Linked DNA regions of Homo sapiens: region 2 is linked to region 1. Evidence: chromatin loops called from intact Hi-C (ENCODE). Cell type or tissue: PC-3. All regions are shown on one strand. Links, peaks and the distances in the headings refer to the core of each region. The heading gives the core; the rest is flanking DNA. Region 1 has its middle 130 kb from the start of MIR1252. Region 2 overlaps SYT1 (synaptotagmin 1).

Region 1 (8,810 bases), core at 546-8,545:
GGACCAATCAGCAGGATGTGGGTGGGGCCAAATAAGGCAATAAAAGCTGGCTGCCCCAGCCAGCAGGGGCAACTCAGTCCGGACCCTTTCCACACTGTGGAAGTTTTGTTCTTTTGCTCTTGGCAATAAATCTTGTTGCTGCTCACTCTTTGGGTCTGCACTGCCGTTATGAGCTCTAACACTCACCGTGAAGGTCTGCAGGAGGCCAGCAAGACGATGAACGCACCGGGAGGAATGAACAACTCCAAACGAGAGGAACGAACAACTCTAGACGGACCGCCTTAAGAGCTGTAACACTCACCGTGAAGGTCTGCAGCTTCACTCCTGAAGCCAGCGAGACCACGAACCCACCAGAAGGAAGAAACTCCAGACATGTCCGAACATCAGAAGGAACAAACTCCGGACACGCCATCTTTAAGAACTGTAACACTTACCACGAGGGTCCGCGGCTTCATTCTTGAAGTCAGCGAGACCAAGAACCCACCAATTAGGAACACAATTGTAACTATAGGATTGTGATGCAAAGAGTACAGAGACTACATTTATTGAGCACCTACTAAAGGGCAGGCCTGGTGCAAGGCTTTTTTACATCTGTAATCACATATAATCCTTAGCACAAAACTGAGATATGTTACTATCTTCCTAATTTCACATTCAAAAAACTGAGATCAGAGGTTAAGTATATCTTATCACATAAGCTTGGAAATGGCAGGGCAGGAATTTGAACTTAGGTGCTTCTGACTCAAATCCATACTCTTACAGTAGACTATCTCTCTGTTGCACATGGTGAGGATCTTTATGTTCATTGTGGAGGGAAAAGGGAGCCCAAGTCTAGAGATTGAGTATAAAGTTTGGGCCAAAAGCAGGAGTAGAGTCTGCTGGAAGACTCGCTAGCAGCCTTAGCATTGGCACCACCTCCTTACTAAAACCACATCTTGCTTCCTGGCAGAGCCTAGTACTGTTATAGTTGGCAGAGCATTACAGGGAGCTTGGAAGAACTTCCCCGGTACCTTCCAATTTTCCCTATTTGGTCAGTTCAGACTTGCGTTAGTGCAATAACCTCCTAACCAATCTCTTGGCCCCTATGCTTGCTTTACCTCCAGTCTGTTCTTCGCGTTGCACTTAGAACAACCTTTCCGAAGAACAGACCAGATCTTGTCATTCCTGTGCTTTAGCTCTTTCAAGGGTTTCCTGTTATAATTAGGATAAAGTAGAAATTCTTTAGCATGGTTGGTTTGCTCCTTCTATCCCTAGCCTTACTTCTCTCCACTGTGAACACCATGTTTCAGCCCAGCAGGACCACTATTCCTCCAAATGTACCATGTGCTCTCTCCCCTCTGCCGTGGGCATATTCTGCTGTTCCTTTAACATTGATCCATTCTTCCTCCTTTTCCTTCTTACTCCTACTTGTCTTCTGTGATCACTGCTTAAAAGTCATTTTTTTCAGAAAGCTTTTCTGAACCTCTTCTCCAACACTACCCCCACACATGTAGACTAGCACGCTCTAATATGGCCATCATCTTATTGTATTATAATTACCTTGTCTTATTGATATAATTTACATAACATAAAAGTCACTCTTTTAAATTGTACAATTCAGTGGTTTTTAATATATTTACAAGGTTATGCAATCACTATATAATTTGAGAACATTTTCATCACTCCTAAAAGAACCCACATACACACCCATTGACAGCCACTCCGTGTTTCCCCTTCCCCCAATCCCCTGACAATTATTAATCTACTTTTTATCTCTATTTATTTCCCTAGTCTGGACATTTTATGTGAATAGAATCATACCATATTTGTCCCTTTGTGTCTGTCTTCTTGCACTAAATATGTTTCTAAGGTTCATCCATGTTGTATTATGTATCAGTACTTCATTTCATTTTATGGTTGAAATATTCCATTGTATGTATGTACCACATTTTGTATATCCATTCGTCAGCTGATGGACATTTGGATTGTTTCCACTTTTTGAGTATTAATAAATAATGCTTCTATTAACATTTGTGTACAAGTTTTTGTATGGCCATGTTTTCAATGGTCTTGAGTATGTACCTAGCAGTGACACTGCTACATTGTATGGTTATTCTGATTCTGTATTGAGCTTTTGGAGGACTTTTCTAGAGTAGCCGCATCATTTTACATTGACACCAACACTGTATGAGGGTTCTGATTGTTTAGTGTCCTCACCAACACTTCTTTCTTTCCTTTTTTTCCTCCTCTCTCTCTCTCTTTTATCATGGCCATGCTAATGGGTATGACGTTACAATTGCCTTTTTACTGGTTTGTTTCCTTCATGACTCTGAACTGTGAAGGCAAGGACTGTGCTAGATCTGGTTTATTATTGTACTCCAGTGCCTAAAACATTGGGTACTCAACAAATATCTACAAAATGGGTGAGAAGACCTACAGCTTTCCTAGTTGCTTTGCTTCTATAAATCCAGGAAATATAGGGGCTAGAATTGGAAAAGATATTCTGGCTGCCAGTCCACAGCACTGTTCACCAGAGTGCCATAGGATTTTAATAACCACACTAAGTAAATGGTTCCATGGCTTTAATAGTTTTACCTAAGAAGTTCCCTGTGTGGAGAATGGCGTGAGTTCTCATTTAACTAGCTCAAAATGGGGAAGAACATACTCAACTCTGCTGGCATTTTAATCTGATTCCGGGGAGTCTTTCTATTCCAAACACCTTTTCTGAGGGCATGCGAACATTTCCTAATGAGAAAGCCATTCCTTCTGAGGGAAAGTGGGGGGAAAAAAGCAAAACAAAAGTTCCTTTACTGGAAACTGATGGCCACATCAATTATACATTCAGAATAATACAGATTGAACTCAAGTTGTCAGGTACTGAAACAACTCTATTTAGCCAAGTTACAAATGGGATCTCATCGACCCTTTCATAGCTATGTGTTTTTATTTGTCCCAGTGTACCAAATCTTGGATTCTAAAAGTGATCTGGAAGAGAAAAGATGCCTTTTCCTTGATTTCCTTGATTTGTCCTGTAAACAAAGTGCCTGTAAAAGAAAAGGCCATGATGCTTTCTTGGTAGCGTCGTTGGCGCTGTGATTAGGTGACAGGTGCCCTCCGTAAAACTCTTGAATTCATCTCCACCTTCAGTCCACGTTCCACCTAGTCGGGTTTTGCTCGGTGAGGAGTAGTCTTCCATAGCATTTTCTTCTATTCACTGTGCACCCTCCTGTACCATACTTCCATCCTTGTTTGTTTTCCTGTACTTTTTCTCTCTTCACCTGCTGTGAAATACAGTGTTGGCCCAACAATAGGAGTCTTCTATGAATTGTAGTCTTTAAACCCTGGGACTAGTTTTCTGCTCTATCTTCCTTCTAGTAAATGCAGATTTGGTGAATTACAATCCCCACTTGACTAATCTCAATAAACTTTTCCTCTATTATATTTTTTCCTTCAGAAACATAGAATGTGTTCATGAACTTTTGAGGGGAGAGAATGGGAAAGATTTGGGAAAGTCTTAGGTAAATAGTACTGACCTTGTGTAAAGAGTGTTAATGTTATTATATAGCAGTGAAAATACGATAGAAAAAATAACATAGTAATCATTGTCCAAATATGGCCCACTTGAACTCTGGATGGTATTTCAGCACTGTAGGAAAATTCCAGAAATCTCTCTGCCTACAAATATTTTCCTCACCTTATCTGCCTCTGCTGATAAATGGAGGATAAGCTTGACATCAGCAAATATTTGAAGAAGTACTGTACTTGAAGAAGTACACCACCAGTGCTGGAGGCAGCAGTATTCCAGTACATGAATTGCCTGTTATGTGCTTTACCTGATTTATTGAATACTTTCTGATTTACATTTTTACCCAGATCTTCAGTCTAACTTCAATAGGTTAGTTTGCATAAATTCTTGAAATACTAATCTCAGAGAAGTCTGATGCTAGTCTGCCCCTATACAGGAGGCAGAGTGTATGCCTAGGAACACTAGTTGAACTCATAGGAAGGGAGATTCTGCCCAAAAAGTTCAAGGAGTTCTAAGATTTCTTTTTTTTTTTTTTTCTTTTTTTTGAGAAGGAGTCTCACTCTGTCTCCCAGGCTGGAGTGCAGTGGCACGATCTCAGCTCACTGCAACCTCCACCTCCCGGGTTCAAGCGATTCTCCTGACTCAGCCTCCTCTCCTGCCTCAGCTGGGATTACAGGCTCCCGCCACCATGCCTGGCTAATTTTTGTATTTTTAGTAGAGACTAGTTTCACCATGTTGGCCAGGCTGCTCTCCAACCCCTGACCTCAGGTGATCCACCCGTCTCGGCCTCCCAAAGCGCTGGGATTACAGGCATGAGCCACTGCACCCAGCCGAGTTTAAGATTTCTAGCAGCCTTCTTTTCTTTTTTCTTTTCTTTTCTCTATCTCTCTTTCTTTTTCTTTCTTTCTTTCCTTCTTTCTTTCTCTTTCTTTCTCTTCCCTTTTTTTTTCAGACAGAGTCTTGCTTTGTCACCCAGGCTAGAGTGCAGTGGTGTGATCACAGCTACTGCAGCCTCAAACTCCTGGGCTCAAAGGATCCTCCCACCCCAGCCTCCTGAGGAGCTGGGACTACAGGTGCACACCTGTATAATAGTACATACCTGACTATTTTTATTTTTTTAGAGATGGGGTCTTGCTATGTTGCCCAGGCAAACCTTGAACTCCCAGCCTCAAGTGATCCTCCTGCCTTAACTTCCCAAAGTGTTGGGATTACAGACATTAGCCACTACCCCTGCTAGCTTTGCTTTCTTTGGTACGCCCCGGCTAGGACCAAATTTACTGGGACCCCGTTTATACACATAGTTTCTCAAGCAGTGAGAAACATGTGCCCCTGCTCCCCATATTTGCATACATGACTAATCTACTAATAGCTTTTGACCATTTGGGCAAACCCTGCATTTAAGCAAACCAAATATTTGTAACTTGAATATGGAAACAAAACAGAAATCCTGTACAAATGGGCTGTGCTGGATTATTTAACTTTTCATTTCTTTGAAGGGCTCCTTTTGCCCTTAGAGATAGCATTTGAGAGAAACTCCAAAATTCAGGCAGAAATTCAGGACAAAAAAGCAAGTTTAACCTCTGGTTTCTGAACTGTGGTGCATATTAGGCAAGACTGTTCCGGATAGACCAGAAACTTTGGCCTGTGCAATTCATGCTGCATGTCGCTATGATGTGCATCTGGATGTATTCACCCTGAGGTTGTTTATTTACAATGAGAATTGAAGGAAAAGTTCAGAAACATCCTGTCACAGGATGTGTGGATAGGCCTGCTGAATGCTGAAGCCAGAGGAAAGCAGGAAAGTTTCAGCAATTAGTGATGGCATCGCCCTCTAGTGGTTTGTCCGTGGCTTAAAAATGAATATACTGCAGGTGTATCCCAGTTCTCCAAAGAATTGTCCCAAATAAACTGTCAGATTGTGTACGGAAAAGAGAAAAGGAGGGGAAAGAGGAAGGGAGCAAGAGGGAAAGAAAGGAGGAGGGAGAGGATTCTTGCCAGGATAGCCCATCTCAGCAGCTAGGAAGCTCTAGGAGCCAGGCTTTCTGTAGAAGCCTTCTGACATCCAATTAGGCCCTCAGTGAAAACATTTTTTTCCCAAGCTTCTGGCAAGTGATTCTAGCTAAAAGTCACTATTCACGATTTGTAATAGGGCCCTGGGTTCCTTTCCAGCCTCCACAGCTTTGTACCAGCTTCCCCTCCCAGGTCCACATTCCATTCCTAGGTAAGTCATCACACGTGCTGAGAGGTAGAACTGTCTGCAGGGCAAAGTGTGTAGGTAGACCAGGCTTCTTTTCTTGCACCCCCACCCTTCTTTGTTTCCTTTATGCCTCATTGTCATCTCCCCAAATACTTTTGCTGCCCTTTATACTTAATTTCCTGTTGGCTCCCCACAGAAGAGCTGGTGGCCCAATTCCTCAGGTGCCTGAAAGAATGTTTAGAGAGCTGCCTCAGCCTTTAGGGAATGACAGGAATGCTGAGAATTTCAGGCAGTACTTTTCAGACCCACTGGAAAGAAAGTTTTGGCCCAGAGATGGGGCGGGGTGCAGGGGGTGGGAGGGATGGGTTTGGGGGGTCTGTGTGTGTAAGAGGAGCTTCAAAACCACCTCAGATCATAATTACCTAAGGCTATGGACTTGTCTGAAGCCTGGGAGTCTCATCGTGGAGTCATCTCGTGTTTGTTGACCTATAGGAACAGAGGCCTCTGGGAAAGTGGTTGTTTGTGTAGCAAATTATAGATATGTGAAATTAATTTGGCTCTGAGTCTTGAGACATGAGTTATTTCTCATAATATTTTAGTCATAGTCCCCATAGTTGGTAAACAGAGTAAGAAAACTTTTCAGTGTTGAAATGTAGACTATTATTCCTGGGTTTGTTAAATCCTGGAACTTCTCCTGAGTCTAATTTCATTACAGGAAGGAGGGGAAATCGTGAAGGTTTGACTCAGAACTGTCACCACAGTCTTTCTGATTCTCTATCCACATAAAGTTTTTTATTTGGTTATTTTTGAATGCTTTTTATTCAACTCAGAGCAACTTCGTCTTAAATGGGGGGGCTAGGTAAAATAAGGCTGAGGCCTACTGGGCTGCATTCCCAGACAGTTAGGAATTCTAAGTCACAGGATCAGATAAGAGGTGGGCACAAGATACAGGTCATAAAGGCCTTGCTGGTAAAAACAGGTTGCAGTAAAGAAGCCGACTAAAACCCACCAAACCAAAACCAAGATGACGATGAGAGTGACCTCAGGTTGTCCTCACTGCTACACTCCCATCAGTGCCATCACACTTTACCCTATATGGTCTAAAAAGGGGAGGCATGAATAATCCACTTCTTGTTTAGCATATCATCAAGAAATAACCGGAAAAGTGGGCAACCAGCAACCTGTGGGGCAGCTCTGACTATGGAGTAGCCATTCCTGTATTACTTTCCTAGTAAAAAGCCATTACTTTCCTAGTAAACTTGCTTTCACTTTATGGATTCGCCTCAAATTCTTTTTTGTGCAAGATCCAATAACCCTCTTTTGGGGTCTGGATCAGGACCTCTTTCTGGTAACATGAGGACAGTCAAAACCCACATCACAAACACAACAACCTTTGTGACACTTAGAGGAATTTCAAATGAGGAAGATGATTTGGTTGGTTGGGACTTAGTCTGGTAATGAGAGGCCTCTGCTTTAAATTATTTATTTACCTGTTATTCTAAGGCATGTCTGGCTCTTGATGAAGACTTACTGTTACCTTCAACTGTTGCATCCACTTCACGGGACTGTCCTTCTCCACCTTTTGTCTCCATGAAAACCACCTTGGAAACATAAATGTGTTACTTAGGAGAGGCAACACTTCAACTTACATTCAAAGAGTGCAAACATTACCATGCTTAACCAATTTAGTGAGAATCTTTCCTTATGTTAAGGTATAAACACAAAAGGATCTTATTTTTCCCATAATTGCTACTAACTGTGTTTTTTTTAAAACTCTGCCTGCTGGGCAGTAAGCTCCCTTAATGGTGTCTCAGCCTAGTTCTATAACTTATGTCACATCCAGTTTATTAAAAATGCTCTCATTGGAATCTTAAGACTCAGAAGTGTTCTTTTAAAAAGTGTAAAAATCATTTTCTATCCAAAAGTCTTCTTTCTCCTCTATCTACCCCCAGAATAGTCTAGTAATCTTAAATACTGGAGGGTGGAGTGGGGGGTCTTGGTCTATTCTTTCACATCCTAGTCCCCTTTCCTGTGGTTACTTTCATGCGTGTCCGTGTGAAGAGACCACCAAACAGGCTTTGTGTGAGCAACATGGCTGTTTATTTCACCTGGGTGCAGGCAGGCTGAGTCCGAAAAGAGAGTCAGTGAAGGGAGATAAGGGTGGGGCCGTTTTATAGGATTTGGGTAGGTAAAGGAAAATTACAGTCAAAGGGGGTTTGTTCTCTGGCGGGCAGGAGTGGGGGTCGCAAGGTGCTCAGTGGGGGTGCTTTTTGAGCCAGGATGAGCCAGGAAAAGGACTTTCACAAGGTAATGTCATCAGTTAAGGCAAGGACCGGCCATTTACACTTCTTTTGTGGTGGAATGTCATCAGTTAAGGTGGGGCAGGGCATATTCACTTCTTTTGTGATTCTTCAGTTATTTCAGGCCATCTGGGCGTATACGTGCAAGTCACAGGGGATGCGATGGCTTGGCTTGGGCTCAGAGGCCTGACATTCCTGCCTTCTTATATTAATAAGAAAAATAAAACAAAATAGTGTTGAAGTGTTGGGGCGGCGAAAACTTTTGGGGGGTGGTATGGAGAGAGAATGGGCGATGTTTCTCAGCGCTGCTTCAAGCGGGATTAGGGGCGGCGTGGGAACCTAGAGTGGGAGAGATTAAGCTGAAGGGAGGTCTTGTGGTAAGGGGTGATATTGTGGGGATGTTAGAAGAAACATTTGTCGTATAGAATGATTGGTGATGGCCTGGATACGGTTTTGTATGAATTGAAAAACTAAATGGAATAACAGAAGGAGAAAAACAGGTATAAAAGGTCTAAGAATTGGGACAACTCAGGATATCTGATTAGAGAGTGCTTAAGGAGATTCGGCAGAGTCCTGCCAGCAAAGATTATTTATTTACTTCAAGAGTTAAGAGTGGCAGTTTGGGGATAGCACCAGGAGATATCAGCTGTGATGGCTTGGAAAAACAGTGTAAACCGGCAGTGTAAACAAGAGCAGGGCATGTATGAGTAGTTCAGAATGGTGAATAGGAGTATGACTAGACAGAAAATAGTAGGATGACAAGTTTTTTTTTGGGGGGGGGCGGGGCACAGTCTAAGTTGGTCTGTTG
Region 2 (8,810 bases), core at 811-8,810, 95 kb after region 1:
GGTGTAGACCCATTGTGACATTAGTAGTAACATTCCCCTAGGAGATTATGAATAATATCTCAGGGTGTACACCCCCAGTGATATTAGGAGTAATATCTTTCTAGGATATTATGAATAATATCACAGGGTGTACACTCCTTGTGACATTAGGAGTAACATCACCCTAGGATATAATGAATAATATCACAGGGTGTACACATTAGGAGTAATATGCCCCTAGGATATTATGAATAATATCACAGAATGTACACCCTTGTGATATTAGGATAACATCCCCCTAGAATATTACAAATAATACCACAGGATGTACACCCCCAGAGACATTAGGAGTAACATCCCCCTAGGATATTACCAAAATTATCACAGTGTGTACACCCACTTTGATATTAGGAGTAATATCTTCCTAGAATATTAGAACAAATATCACAGGGTGTACACCAACTGTGATATTGTGAGTAAAATCTCCCTTGGATATTACGAATAATATAACAGGGTGTACACCATATGTGTTTTAATTAGAAGTGAACACCATATGTGTGATATTAGAAGTAATAGTTCTCTAAAATGTATGAAAAATATAACAGAGTGTACACCCACTCTGATAAAATAAGTAATAACTACCTAGGACACTACAAATAATATCACAGGGTGTAAACACATGGTTTACACCCATGGTGATATTAGGAATTATATCATCCTAAAATATTATGAATAATATCACAGGGTGTACACTATGTACACCCAGGTGGATATTTGAAGTTATATCTCCTTAGGATATTACAAATAATATCACAGGGTGTACATCCCCTATGACATTAAAAGTAACCAACATCTAGAAAATTATGAATATATATAACAAGGCGTACACCCCCTATGACATTATAAGTAATATCACCTAAGATATTACAAATAATATCACAGGAAGTACAACCCCTGTGACATTAGGAGTAACATCCCCCTAGGATATTATGAATAATATCACAGAGTGTACACCCATTGTGATGTTAGGACTAACATCTGATGAGGATATTTCCAGTAATATCACAGGACATACACCCTCTGTGACATCAGGGGTAATATCCCCCTATGACAAAAATAATAATATCACAGAATGTACACCCCCTGTGACATTAGGAGTAACATCCTCCTAGGATATTATGAATAATATCACAGGGTGTACACCCTCAGTGACACTAGGAGTAACGTCACCCTAGAATATAACGAATATCACAGGGTATACACCACCTGTGACATTAGGAATAACATTCCCCTAGGATATAACAAATAAAATCACAGAGTGTACACTCCTTGTGAAATGAAAAGTAACACCGTCCTAGTAAATTACGACTAATATCACAAGGTGTATACCCCCTGTGACATTACGAGTATCATCACCCTAGAAAATTACGAATAATATCACAGGTTATACCACCTGTGACATTAGGAGTAACATTTCCCTAGGATATTAAGAATAATATCACAGTGGGTGTACACACACTGTGACATTAGGCATAATATCCTCCTAGGTTATCAAGTCATCACTGTGATATTAGGAGTAATATTGCCCTAGGATATTACAAATAATACCACAGAGTTTACACCCACTGTGGTATTATAAGTAATATCTCCCTAGGATACTACAAATAATACCACAGAGTTTACACCCACTGTGATATTATAAGTAATATCTCCCTAGGATATTACAAATAATATCACAGGTTGTACACACAGGTTGTAATACCACTGTGGTATTAGAAGTAAAATCCCCCAAAAATATTACGAATATTATCACAGGTTGTACACTATATGAGTACACCCACTGTGACATTAAAGTAACATACCCCTATAATTACATAAATAATATCACAGGGTGTACACACATGGTGTACACTTACTATGAAATTAGGAGTAACATCCCCCTAGGATTTTATGAATAATATCACAGGGTGCACACACATAGTGTACACTTACTATGAAATTAGGAGTAACATCTCCCTAGGATTTTACGAATAATACCACGGGGTGAACACACATGGTGTACACCAACTGTGGCATTAGGAGTAACACCCCCCCAGGGTATTATGAATAATATCACAGATTTTATACGCCTAGTGTACACCCACTGTGACATTAGGAATAACATCCGCCTAGGTATTACAAATAATATCACAGGGTGTGCATACATGGTGTACACACATGGTGTACACCCACTCTGACATTAGTTATAACATCCCCCTAGGATATTATGGTTCATATCACTAGGAGTACCCACACATTGTGTACACTCACTGTGACATTAAGAGTAACATCCCCCTATGTTATTATGAATAATAATACAGGATGTAAAAACATCTTGTACACCCACTGTGACATTAACAGTCACATCCCCCAGGATATTACAGATAATATCACATAGTGTATACCCACGTAACATCCCCATAGGATATTACGAATAATATTACAGAGTGTAAACACACAGTATACACCCACTGTGACATTAGGAGTAACATTTTTCTAGGATACTATGAATAATATCACAGGGTGTATACACATGGTGTACACACACTGTGACATTAGAAATAAAATCACCCTAGGGCATTACAAATAATGTGTTAATAATTATTACCATAAATATTAATCGATATTATTTGTAATATCCAAGCAATATTAATATTACTCTTAATATCACATGGGGTGTACTCCCATTTATATTATTTGTAATATCCTACTGAGATGTTACACCTAATGTCACAGTGTACACCTAATGTCACAGTGTAATGCTTGCTATTCATAGTATCCTACTGAGGTGTTACTCCTGGTGTCACAGTGGCTGTACACCTTGTGATATTATTGGTAATATCGTAGGGAGATGTTACGCCTAATGTCATAGTAGGTGTACACCCTGTGAATTTATTAGAAATATTCTAGGAAAACGTTATTCCTAATTCCAAGGTAGATATTACATAGGATTGTACACCTCCAGTGATATGGCAAGTAATATCACCCTCTCCCCCACTGGATATCATGAACCATATCACAGGGCAGATATTATCACCCTTTCCCGCCCGGTGACAGAGCAAGATCCTGTCTCAAAAAAAAAAATCTGTTAAAAGATATAGCAAGTGATTGATTTTCCCGGCAATAAATAAGAAAGTAAGTGGAAATTTTCAGATAATTGAAAGGTGGTACACACTTTTACAATTTCCTTTCTAATAGTGTTTTTAGTAAAAGGAGGAGTGACCAGGATGCTGTTATCACCTGAGTTTGTCCCTCCTCTTAGGGCTGGTGGTATACCAGGAATCAAAGTGTAGCTGTTTGCTGTTTTTGTCTGCCTGGTATCTACTTTTCTTGTTTGTTAATATCATTTTTATTTTCTTTTGAGGAGCTATTTTTCCCCTATCTCTTTGGCTCTGGGTCTAGAGACATGGCCTAGTTTTGGCTGAAGTAAATACTGTATCATCATCTGGCTATGGGGATTGTTTTAAGAACATGTGACCCAGTCATACAAGTCAGGTTTGGGAATTTTGGTGGTATAATTGTGAAACAAACACTCCCTGCAAGCCTGCTAAGCTGGAAGAATATGTGTGAAGCTGCCAAGGGTCTTCCCTGTTGCTACATGGAGACATAGCAGCTTGGCAATGAAGTCAATACTAAGGATAGCAGAGTTTATGGGGAAGGAGAATGAGAGAGAAAATGATGACACTGTGGCTTTTGATCCAGCTGTTCTTAAAAGTAATCATCCGCGTTGAACTTCCTGGTTTAGGTGAGCCAGTGGTTTATCTCTTTCTCTAAAGCTTCCTACTTTTTTACCTTTCTTTCTCTCTTTTTTCCTTAATACCACTTGATTTAGATTTCTTCCATTTGCAACTCAAACATTCTTACCTATAAAAGGTGTCAGCACTTCGTTGCAGAGTCCAGAGGAGGTAGGAAGTTGACAGAGTTAAAGTGGACAGCTGAAAAGGAAGTGAGTCCCAACTTGCTAAGTATAAAATACCTCTTAACCTTGTGTGTGCCCTGGTAGGGGCAAGAATATTTTGCACAGGGGATAGGCTTGGCTGGCAGGATAGTTACTGTCAGGGAAAGATGAATGTGACAACTTTGGGGATATTCATTGGTGGGAAGAAGTGGGGAGGGAAGAAATCAATACCGTTGAAATGCGGATTTAAAAATGTATATAACAGCCTTAGAACTTAGATTCCACAAATCATCAGCATGTTTGCATGGTGCTTTTATTTCTGGGTCTCTCTTGATGGCTCCTCTTGCATAATTCTTACTCTGTATGCTTTGGAAAATTTTTTTGTACATTTAGTACCAGGCTATTTCTCATTTTTATTTTCCTGCTTTTTCACCTTCTTATTCCAAAGTCACCGTGTGACAGTTTTATGGTAGAGATTTGTGTGCAGCCTAAATCAGTTGCTAAACATCAAAGAGTCCTGTGCATATGTAATAAAGATGTGTTGCAGTCGGGGTGGAAGGTAACTGCAATCATGGTTGGAATTTTCAAATCTGTTAAGAGTAAACTCTCTGCATAAATAGAATAAGAATGTGATTTCCTATGCATGTTTTATCAGGTGGGGGATGACTTGTGTGACTCAGAAACATCTGACTCTTCTGTGGGAAAAATGAAAGCACTTAAAAAGTGTTTGCCGCTGGTAACAGGTTTCCTAATGCACTGATCATTTGCTGGCTGTTCTCATTCCCACCTTTGTACTCTGCTATATACTTGGGGTGGGGTCTGAGCCTTTGCAGACTATTTTCCTAGAATCCCTTACCAGCTGGTTCTGCCAATGGGAAGCACTGGTTGTAGTGGAAAGGAGAAGAGGAGAAGAGATTATCTTCCTGCATTCAGCTTCTATCAATTTCCTTCTAGCAATAGTGAGCAGACTGGATCAGCGGTTTCTGGGAGTTCCCTCACCTCCAGGGTGGGCCTAATACCCTTTTGTGGTCCTAGAATCATGGGGTCTCCATGCAACCTTCTCCAAGATTCCAGCCCCTCCTTTCCAGTCTCGGGCTCCATGAATACTACATTTTCTCTTTTCTTCTCCCAGCCCCAGAGTTGCTATGTACTAATCTCTGGGTTACTCTACTGTCTCTGCTTTGCTTTCTCAGCTCTCCCTTATGCAGCCACTTTCCTATCTTAAAATCTCTCACTGAAATATGTGAAATGGTTTTGTTTTCCTGGCTAGTACACCGAATAAATATCTTTAATGTATTTATATTAGACCTTCAAACCTTTTGGGAAAATGACATTGAAAAAGGATGAAGTGAGTTTTTTCTTTTTGATAATTCATTAAGAAATATTCTTTAAATAGTTTTGGATCAAATTTCAAGAGCATTTTAAGAAACAGAATCCTCACCATTGAAAACCAAACGATTGTGATTGTTTAATGCTGATTTTTTTTTTAAATTTCTAAACCAGTTGTGCCTTAAGTTTCATTTTATAAACTTAGATTTTGAACCCTTCGCCAGCAGCTTCCTCACAGTGTATAGTTATTAAGTGATCTTTCCACTGGTTGTCTTAGCAGTTTGGGTTTAGTTCCTATTTTTATTTGGCCATGACTGATAGAGCTGAGTGAAGGAAGTATAATACAGCCAACCTCAAAGACTCCATCATGAATACACTTGTCAAGTGAGATAAATTTTGCAGAAGTCTTGCTCACTCCCTTACTTGGATGACTCCTGCCAGTTCCTTTAGTACTTCGCTGTGTTATCCTCTCTAGAAAACTCTTCTTGATATCTCCTCCCCAAAGAATGTGCTGTGGGATGGGATCCCCAGGATACAGATTCTGAGATGAAACTGTACATGAAGGGGTTTTATTGGAGGAAGTGCTCTTAGGAGCAACACCTGCAAAACACTGAAGAAAACCAACAGGGCAGAGAAAGAAGTTGAACTGCAGTGCAGTTGCGAAAGCAGTCTCCACTAACTCCTGGGGCTATGAAACTGAGATGGCGCTTCAGAGATTCCGAAATCAGCAGCCGATTGTGGGCTGCTCCCAGGGAGGGTGCATAAACTTAGGTGAGACAGCTTCCTTCTGTAGAGCGCAGAGGAACACAGCTGTCAGCTGTCAGCAAGCACCACTTCCAGCAGCTGCAGCAAGAGTACCTCTCTGCTGAAGGGGGATCATGGTGATACACCATGGTATCTACTACGATTGATCCAGTAAAAGTCCTCAGGGATAGGCCGGGCACAGTGGTTCACGCCTGTAATCCCAGCACTTTGGGAGGCCGAGATGGGTGGATCACGAGGTCAGGAGATGGAGACCATCCTGGCCAACATGGTGAAACCCTGTCACTACTAAAAATACAAAAATTAGCTAGGCGTGGTGGCGGGCTTCTGTAATCCCAGCTACTCGGGAGGCTGAAGCAGGAGAATCGCTTGAAGCCGGGAAGTGGAGGTTGCCGTGAGCCGAGATCGCACCACTGCACTCCAGCCTGGCAACAGAGCGAGACTCCGCAAAAAAAAAAAAAAAAAAAAAAAAAAAAAAAAAAGTCCTCAGGGACCCAACACCCTTACTTTTAAGCCCACATCACAGTGCATTGGGATAGCGTATTTACATCAGCCTGAAACTGTGGGCTTCAGCGTCCAGTACAGTAGGCACTTGATAAATGTTAAATTTAGTGGAGGAAAAGTATTTACTTGTTTCCCATAGCGATCGTAGTAGGCATAGAATTTAATGTGTCATACTGTCCTCTGAAACTGGGGTTTAAATAGTTTTGTTTTCCGTCCCATTCTGGAGAAGCTGTGTGACTTGGGTTCTGGAGTGAAAACCCTGAAGGACACATGCTGGGCAAAGTGAAAAGCCTCAGAGTACGCCAGATGAACTGATGACACACAGGAATAGAGAAACACATGTTGAGAATGACACTGCCCAGGAACACCACGCGGTCATGGCCAAATGCTCCCGGGTGTTGTTTTCCCTCTAGCTATTCTGTACTCAGATGTGACTCAGATGCTGGCATTCAGTGCAGTTTTGTTTAGCTGCTGCTGCTTCCAGGAGTCCCCCAAAGTCAATAGGCCATTGGCTTACCACCAGAGTCAGGCAAGGAAAAGAGTGGGAACGCAGCAACATCAACAGGAAATAAAACATTTTTATTGAATATCTGTGTAATATGTTAAGTCATTTTTAACAACAATCAGAAAACTACTGTGGAATTCACTACACAAAGTGAAACAAAATTTAAATCACCTCATCAAAAATGAAGGTAAAATACAGCTGAAATAGTTGGCTCGCAGGCCACGAGCCATATGGCAGAGGAAAACACCCCAACATTTCTACAAGATACAGGGAAAACCCACACATAGAAACACTCAAGCAGGCAGTAAATATACACAAAGGCAACTAGGATCTTTCTAGAGCATCAGATTCTAATACTTTACACAGCTTTGTCAGAAGGGTACATGTGGCTTATTTGAGGATGAATCTTGGTCATAAAGCAGGTTCCATCACTGACTTGTGAAAGAGTGAAAGATGGCATAGTACCAACTAATTCTATGGTGACAATCCCATGTCTGGCAGTGTTGCAAGAGAATGCATTAGTGGTATTTTAATGCAAGAAATAATGTCTATTCAGCAGCTTGAACCTGCTTGTTTGAAAGTGTGGTTTCATTGTGAACAACTTAAAGCTGAATACAGTGAAATTAAATGTCATTTGTGGTATTTAAATACTTTTTAAAAGCCAGTCAACTCCCTCTCTTTGGTAGGGTTTGGCCCTTTAAATTGGAAAGAGTCTTGTTTGAATTTTCTGTTCAAACCATTATTTAATTTCACATTCTGACTTGTGTATATTTTCTATTACCTATGTTTTTTAAGAAGTACGGACCATCGGCAGACGGTTATTTTCCTTTTATCCTTTATGTCTATGCCAATTATAAAGCGTTTGCTATGTCTGGCCTAAAAGGCAAAAGAGCTTGCCCCTTCTTTGATAAGGAAACAGTAACGACAGGAATTCCAGTTTTACTGGGAAACAGCCAACCCCATGTTCAAAGCCTACCATCAGCCCTTTTTGAATTCTCTTTAGTTTTTGAAAAGACGTGGTGTGATATCCTGAAGACTGAACATGAGGCCAATGCTTAGTTTTCCTCCATTTTGTTTTGATATTTGTGAAGACAAACTTTCATTTCAGAGCATCACTACTGTCTTGTGGCCTGGAAATTAAAATGGATCACAGAAGTGAATGGGACAAAAGGCTAGATGCAGTGTGGGATAATAGGCTGCCCTTCCACGAAATGGTTGTCTACCATAGTGGGGAAAAATATGGAATATTGCACAGTGCTTGACAAAATGCTGTGTTCCACCCCATTCTATGTATCTTCCTTGTCCTATGCATAGCTTTTCAGTTCTGAATTGGTCCTTTGTAATGAGAACTGTTTGTGCTACACACACCTTGGGCAGTGCAGTAGAAGGGAATGGCAGTATTGTTACAATATCACTACGGAATAAATTGAGTGCTATCCACTGAGGAAACTACGGGTCTAAGCACACACGGCAGTCACAGTGTTACACAGAGCAGTCCTTTAAGACTCTTATGGAATGACTAGTAGCTTCATAATAGTGTCATTTACTACATAATAACATTGAAAACGTTTAAAAACTCCTCCTAAATCAAGCATCTAGTATACATAAGAGGTTGCTTCAGTTTTCTAGAACTTGTTCTTGGTTTGTTTCACCTTTTTTTAAAGGACAAATTAAAACTTAAGTAAAAAGAGCATATAAAAAGATCACTAGCTGTCTGTTTTGGCTTAATTGAAGTGCATTCAGAACTATGGCTAATTGTTGTTGGTTTTTGTTTTTGTTTTTCTTTCATCTTTT

The links. Peaks named below come from ENCODE experiments on the same cell type or tissue, not always from the same donor. Only the 100,000 strongest peaks of a DNase experiment are listed, where the experiment ranks them.
Region 2: a loop joins it to region 1, with 5 times the contacts of the local background. A loop is called at or near these places in 4 of 110 quality-filtered maps.

The regions. Positions count from the first base shown.
Region 1 is chr12:79,544,559-79,553,368 of GRCh38, reverse strand. No RefSeq gene overlaps it. Among named protein-coding and RNA genes, the nearest start is that of MIR1252, 130 kb to the right of the region's middle. RefSeq lists enhancers at 5,626-5,920, 5,363-6,091, 7,683-8,196 and a silencer at 5,626-5,920. In PC-3, for the core only: CTCF peaks have their summits at 5,176 and 5,377 (motif pointing left); DNase peaks (open chromatin) are centred at 5,268, 5,838, 6,168 and 6,608; H3K4me3 peaks cover 2,456 bases; H3K27ac peaks cover 4,619 bases.
Region 2 is chr12:79,450,268-79,459,077 of GRCh38, reverse strand. It overlaps SYT1 (synaptotagmin 1), which reads right to left. Exons shown (of 11, transcript NM_005639.3): 11 at 7,070-8,810. Among named protein-coding and RNA genes, the nearest start is that of MIR1252, 35 kb to the right of the region's middle. In PC-3, for the core only: no CTCF peak of the experiment used is centred there; a DNase peak (open chromatin) is centred at 6,897; H3K4me3 peaks cover 693 bases; H3K27ac peaks cover 2,605 bases.